Regions from separate parts of the Homo sapiens genome. Here region 2 is linked to region 1. The links are chromatin contacts, found by Hi-C or POLR2A ChIA-PET in ENCODE. All regions are on one chromosome and are shown on one strand. The core of a region is the stretch at or near the end of the contact, and the rest is flanking DNA. Distances in the headings are between cores, read along the strand shown.

Region 1 (3,651 bases), core at 1,101-3,600:
GCCCCGGTTCCCGCTCGTGCCTCTCCCTCCACACCTCCCTGCAAGCTGAGGGAGTGGGCTCCAGCCTTGGCCAGCCCAGAAAGGGGCTCCCACAGTGCAGTGGGGGGCTGAAGGGCTCCTCAAATGCCACCAAAGTGAGAGCCCAGGCAGGGGAGTTGCCGAGAGCAAGCGAGGGCTCTGAGGACTGCCAGCATGCTGTCACCTCTCACCAGCACACTCGGTTAATTTTTGTATTTTTAGTAGAGATGGGGTTTCATATGTTGGCCAGGCTGGTCTTGAACTCCTAACCTCAAGTGATCTACCCACCTCGGCCTCCCAAAGACTGGATTTAAAGATGGATGGTAAACATTTGAGTCTTGGTTCCGCAACTTATTAGCTGATGATCTTGATCAAATCATATAACTTTTCTGAATTTGTTTCCCTGCCTGTTTTGTTTTGTTTTTCTAAAGAGTAGCTGCTGACCTCATGTGCTTGTTATGTTAAATAATGCTTACAAGACGCATTATCCTGGGTAGTGCTAAACTAGAGCAAGGTCTTATTAATGATGAAATTCCTAAAGAAAATGCCATACCTACACAGATTAATTAACAAGGTGGGAGTTAGTACTGAGATATCTCCAGAAGATTTTCCTCTAGAATGTGGAACACATGCTGCCTGTCTTTAGAGATGCCAAAGGTTTGTTGAACACATATTTGTGGAATAAATATAATTGGAGTGGAGGGTTACCCCATGGAAGGTGACAAGGGTCCCAGCCCCTTTCAAGTGTCCACACCAGTAAACATACTTAATCAGCCTTGATTTATGTCAGCAGTTGGAGCACAACTAGGGCCACCAGGAGAAACCTGTGTCACTCTAGGAATACAGATCTTTGTTGAATAAATATCTTTTTATGCATGCAAGTAGGAAATGTACTTGCTCCATATGCAGATTTTCCCTAAACTTTCCTATTATTTACAATACCTTTCATTTTGATGACACTTTGAATTATAAAACACTCTCACATATAGTTTAAGTATGAGCAGGGTAGGTAGAACAAAGAGTTCTTTGCTGCATTTGACAGATAAGGAAGTCTATGTTTAGGGATATTAAATAGCTTCTATCTCTCCTACACCTTATCATTCCCAGAGCTAAGATGTGAATCCTATTCTCGTACCTCCCACATCCAGTGCTAGTTTATAATTCTCATGAGTGACTTCTTGCTGTTTAGCATGAGGCTATTCAGAATTTGGCTGGACTGGAATCTCATGAGAATTGCAGAAATGGTTTAGGCAAAATAGTAGCAACAACAACAATAGCAATTAAAATGTAATGCATGCTCATTATATGCCAGGCATCATTCTAAATATTTTGCATGTATTATTGCATTTGATCCTTGCCAAAAATCCTATGAGGGAAGCATTATTATAATCCCCATTTTATAGATGCTGAGGCTGAGGAACTCAGAAAATGGGTAACTTATGGAGATTACACAGCTAGTAGGTGCGGAGCCATGGTATGAACCTAGTTGGCTACCTCCTCTGTCTATGCCATCAGCCACTTCCCTGTACTGCCTATGGGAGCTGGGGACTGGGGCTTTCACTGCTCTTCAGATGATGTGTTCATTGACCTTAAGAAGCTCAGTAGCAATGGAAGAATGCTTCACAGTGTATGTTTGAGGTCTCAAACTACTCTATGTATACTAAGACAGTCATAACAAATTACCTAAATCGATATGCTAATGCGAGGTTGTGTGGTAAGCTAAATTACTTACTCAACCTTTATAAAACAGACAGTCTGAAGGATAGCACAAGTGATGTCAAGATGATTTCAATCACTGGAAACGTCTTCAATCCAATGGCCTGTGAATGCCATCAGAAATTTGTAAGACACTTACCCAACGTCTCCCATATGGTAATCATGGTCCCCCCAAAGTGTACATGAAAATATAGAAAGGAATTGTGATATTTGTAAAGTTGATGACCATGATATGACATTGAGCCTGAAGATTCAAAGCATTTACCAGTCTACATCAGGAAAATATGAAACACAGCCAAAGTTATTAATTGGCAATGCAGAGCTTACAGCTAACACTAAATTTTGCTTCCAAGAAAGTGTGGAGCCTGATGCTTTTTTAATTAACAGAACAAAACCCGAAAAGCAATCAAAATTGTTAGCATTCAAAGACTGGCAGATTCAGAGCATGGCAATGGGACACACAGATAGACCAATCAGGGCAGGCACAGATTGGTGACTGTGATCCAAGGACCCAGCTTGAAAAGTCAGCTTCTCCAGAACTTTCAGCAACACTTTTAAAATGAGGAAATAAGTAACATGAGATTGCATTTCACAATCTCCAACAGCATGTCCCTGAAATGGAGCGAAGGATACACCAAAGGAAGAGTTGCTACATCCCATCTCTCCTGGGAAAGGAACATGCTGCAGGGAGAGAGTTGCGAGAGCTCTTCACCCTTCTACCCTGCAGCAAAGGAAAATGGGTCTCCTCAAGGAAGGCATTTCCCCACAGCAAAGCTGCAAGCAACATGAAATAATGCACCATGACTATGGGTTCTTGGCAAAGGATTCCTGGCCTGGTACAGTTAGAAATTGGGCTCTATTCTCAAGCAAAGGGTTCCAACAAAAAAATACCGCAGCAAGCAGACCGTGGAATGTGCTTCTCCACTCTTCCATACGGGGTGATGGCACAGAATCAGAGTTGAACATGGGAGGGAAGTGGAAGGGATAAAAATGTAATGGAATTGCAGAGTTGTTGGCATTCAGATGTGTAGGTGGTGGGTGGCAAGTCCTGCTTATTGCCTGTGGTTGTGAGAGGCAATGGTGATGGGTCTTATTACATAGCAGTAAGAGAAGGAGAAAAAAATATATATCTTTTCATTTGTCAAAGTTATTTATCGCAGGATTATTTGTAATTTTAGAAATTTGGAGAAAAATATTCAAAATTGTGAAAGCTTTAAAATAAATTATAGTGTGTTTATCCCACAGAATTTTAGATATTCATTAAAAACTACATTTTAAAAGAAAATACATTGGAAAAATGCTCACAATCTACTGCTTAGTGAAAAAAAATGAAAAACTTGGTATAAAAATTCTTCCAAGTTTTTTTAATATGCAAGGAAAAAAATAAAAAGGAAAATTTTCAAATGTTATCAGCTCTCTTTTTGGTAATATTACAGGTACTTTTAATGTTTCTATTACAATTTTTGTGTTTAAAAAACTATAATTATCAGTATGTATATTTAAAATTAATAAATATTATATAAGAAAAGAGTGATAATTAATGAGAATGAAGCAATATCACCATAAGCATCCTTAAAATTTACACTTAGACTAAGGAGCAGATCCTAGTGGTAACCAGTCATTTAAAACTATAGGAATAGTCATTCAGTCAGTAAATGATCCTACTCCTACTATGTGCTGTTCACTGAAAAAGGTACAAGAGGTTGAGAAATAAAAGTTCTGTGCTAGTCCTACCTGGAGGAACTCAGGACTGCAGGGACAGCTGAGAAGAAACAGGTAAGGACACTGAACTCTGGCTCTTTGATAAGTGCTCCTCCGGCAGTATCCCCAAAGCATGGAAGAAACACAATGGAAGAGGAATCCATCCAGCCACTGGGATTTGTAGAAGGATTAAGGAGGAGGTGACATCTGAGTACA
Region 2 (3,590 bases), core at 296-2,795, 170 kb before region 1:
AAGTAGGTTTATTCTACATTCCCCCTCCCACCAAAAACAACCTCTGATAATCTATGAGTAAAATTAGTTAAATAACAGATTTACATCTCCAGCCTTTCCTGCTTCCGCAGATCTGATACTTTCTCCAGACGGAATATGCCAAGACAGAACATTGCAGTAGAGGCTTCTAGATAACTTGGACATAGAGAGATGTGGAAGACTTCCAAGCAATGGGAGGAATTAGTAAAGACAAACTTATTACTTCAATTTGATAAAAATTCATCCAACTTTCTTGAAAAGAACTTTTATTGTATTTAGAAATTTTAGGATTCTCTTTATACTAATATATTAATATTTTTAAATAATTTTATTTGCATAGTTAACCTTCAGAAATATAATCTTATAAATTGTTCTCCACTATTACCACATATGGTCTGAAATCATAAGGCTTAAAAGACCATTGTGGCTCTATATGAACATCGTTTTATTATTTCAGTTTTTCAATATTACTTCAGTTTTAAAAACACATTTGGAGGCAGGCAGGGTGACTCACTCCTATAATTTCAGTGCTTTGGGAGGCCAAAGCAGGAGGATCACTTGAGCCCAGGAGTTCAAGACCAGCCTGGTCAACGTAGCGAGACCCTGTCTCTACAAAAACTAAAAAAATGTAGCCAGGTATAATGGCAAGTGCCTTTAATACCAGCTACTGGGGAGGCTGAAGCAGGAGGATTGCTTTAGCCTGGGAGTTTAAGGCTTCAGTGAGCTATGATCATGCCACCGCACTCCAGCCTGGGTGACAGAGCGAGACCCTGTCTCTAAGAAAATAATCATGAAATAAAACTAAACTAAAATAAAACACTTTTGGTGATCAAAGAATACAAAATTTTGGTTAGGCAGGAGGAATAAATTCAGGAGATGTACTGCACAACCTGGTGACTACAATCAATACTAATATACTGCATACTTGAAAATTGCCGAGAGTAGATTTTAAGTGGTCCCACCGCACACACAAAAATAAGTATTTGAGGTCATGCATATGTTAATTAGCTTGATTTAACCATTTTAAAATGTATACATGTTTTAAAACATCATATCGTACACCATAAATATATACAATTTTAATTTGTCAATTAAAAAATAAAAGATTATAATAAATACATAAAATACCTCTGGTTTTGTTTTTAAAGTTTTAAAAAATGCCAATATAGTTCTATAATTTATCTTGAGAGTTTACAATCACTTTTAGTTTATAAACTTACATTATCAAGTCCTTAGGCTTTACTGGGGCTGATCTCACTAACCAAAAATGTCTTTGGAAAAATTATTAATATTTAAGAATATTCTTACATTTTATGTCAATTTTCAAAATGATTGTAGTTTAAAAAAATTTTTATTGATGTAACAGTCTTTAATTAACTTGAACTATTGCCTAAGGATAGTCCTTTATATATGAAAAAAACCTCTTTAAAAAATTTTTTTACAGGATTCTATAAACCTGGAGAGTAATCCTAAGAAAAATCATCAGAAGAAAGGAATTTGTAGAACTAAAACTGCAAACATCCAGAATCTTGATGGTGTGCCAAGCCAAATGTCAACTGGAACTCAACCAAAAACTAAAGTAAGTTTTAGTTTTCTTACATATGCCCCTGGTGTGAGTGTCCTGCCCTGTTCATACGGTGTAATTCACCAAGGTAAAAACAGCACTGTGTTCACAAATTATCTATTTTTCTTGTTTGTTTTTTCAAACTTAACATTAGCATTAACTAGTGTTTCATTACAACATGAGAAAATTTGTAATGAGAACATATATAGTTGTTAATATTTATAAAATTAGAAAAAAATGCTCTTGCTGAAGGTAAAACGGTTAGTCCATTGTAACCATGGCAGTGGATTGTACATACTTCAATTCATCTCTTCATTTTTAGTAAAAACTTATGCTGCAAATGCAAATCTCCTTGAACTATGTTTAAAAGTCTCCCTGTCGGGTTAGTCTGTCTCCCACTGTTCGGAGATCCAGAAAAGAGGCATAAGAGTGGGAATCACATCTAGAAAACATCAGCTACTAATATTCAATCCACTTTGTTTCGAAAATTGCCTTTGTTCTACCAAGCTCAAAATAATATACAGAGTTTTGTTGTTGTTGTTGCATTTTGGGGTATATTTTTAATGAGGAAAAAATTGACCAACCTTTTCTATAGACGTTTTACAACTTTTCATTATATTTATAACTTTTTTGAATCTTTTAAATTTTTTTCACTTTTTAAAAATTGAATCTGAAAGTAGGCCTTCATAAGTCCTGACCAGTGTTAGATATAGAAGGATTTTAAGTAATAATTTGCAAGGTTGTATACAGTTGCTTATAGTTCTTGATTTTATGATGCCTTGTCTGCTTTACAATGTAAAAAGGTAATAATAATTTTACAAATAAATATGAAAGGCAAACATCATGTGTCCTTCTGACAGTAAACAAGAGAAACTTTAAAAATTACCTAGAAAGGGATAATTTAAGAAATTACTCAGCAAGATATGGGCAGGGTTAAGGTAAATCAACAATTCTAAAGTGTTGGTGGCTCAGCAAGATCTTTGACCTTCACAGAGAAATACAGCCACAACCAAACTTCTGCCTGACAAAGAAGAGGCTCAGGGAATAAATACCCAATTTCTTCCTCCTCCCATCTTCTAACCTCCTCCTGGGACTTCCTGCTGGCTGAATCCATGGAGAAGTCAGGAGGAAAGGAGCTAAGTTGATCCATTCTTTAGAAACTGTGCCCCACAGAACAAGGTGGAAAAAAGCAGAGAGTAGTTTCAGATAGTCAAATGGAAAATATTCAGCACACGTGATAATAAAATAACATTGTTAACTGCCATGATTGAACATGGAATATGTTCCACGCACAATGCTAAGCTCTCACACACATTGCCTATTTCATCCTTACAACAGCCCTGCAAGGCATTACTACCTTAATTTTCTAGAGAAAAAACCTGACCTTCACAACATGGCAAAGTTACCAGGGTAGCTATTCATGTTATGCTGAATTTACAAATGAGAAGACCAAGGCCTAGCAAAGGTAGGTGACTTGCCCAAGGGGGCAAAACCAGTACTCAAGTCTGGGTCTCCATGCTGTCTGTCACTACCAATACACAAGAGAGCTTTTGTAATGCCTTTATAAAAAGGTAATGCATATTACCAAGGGAAATAAGGCAATCTGAAAAGGCTACATACTGTATGACTTCAACTGTTAATACATGAAAAAGACAAAATTAAGAAGACAGTAAAAAATCCGTGAGTGCTGGAGTTAGGTGGAAGGAAGGATAAATAGGCAGAACATGGAAGATTTTTGGGGGAATGAAACTACTGTGTATGATACTATAATGGTGAATACATGTCATTCTACATTTGTCAAAATGAATATACAATAGAATATACAACACCAACAGTGTACCCTACTGTACACTATGGGCTTTGTGTAATAATGATGTGTCAGTGGAGGTCCATTATTTGTAACAGATGTACCACTCCAGGGTACAGTGGGCTATGTTGATGATGGGGGTGCTGTGCATGAGTGGAGCAGGTGCCATATGGGAAATGTCCGTACCTTTCTCTTAATTTT

Evidence for each region. A loop is a pair of places that touch in the nucleus more often than their neighbours do. ChIA-PET counts read pairs that join two places held with the same protein, here RNA polymerase II (POLR2A). Pooled maps may share reads with other maps.
Region 2: a loop to region 1 is called in a map of chondrocyte, with 2.1 times the contacts of the local background. The contact joins two enhancer-like sites. A Hi-C loop is called at or near these places in 8 of 168 maps with a recorded cell type or tissue (IMR-90, PC-3, Right ventricle myocardium superior and 3 more), 1 of 37 single-sample maps with no recorded cell type and 3 of 50 pooled maps. POLR2A ChIA-PET finds 5 or more read pairs at or near these places in 2 of 52 experiments (GM12878 and activated CD8-positive, alpha-beta T cell).

The regions. Positions count from the first base shown.
Region 1 is chr13:33,354,355-33,358,005 of GRCh38, reverse strand. It overlaps a transcript of STARD13 not described here. Among named protein-coding and RNA genes, the nearest start is that of LINC02344, 21 kb to the right of the region's middle. Within about 2 kb of position 2,350, at least 2 of the 41 ENCODE cell types and tissues checked have a DNase peak (open chromatin) inside an H3K27ac peak, as active enhancers do.
Region 2 is chr13:33,522,245-33,525,834 of GRCh38, reverse strand. It overlaps a transcript of STARD13 not described here. Among named protein-coding and RNA genes, the nearest start is that of LINC02344, 190 kb to the right of the region's middle. Within about 2 kb of position 1,545, at least 3 of the 41 ENCODE cell types and tissues checked have a DNase peak (open chromatin) inside an H3K27ac peak, as active enhancers do.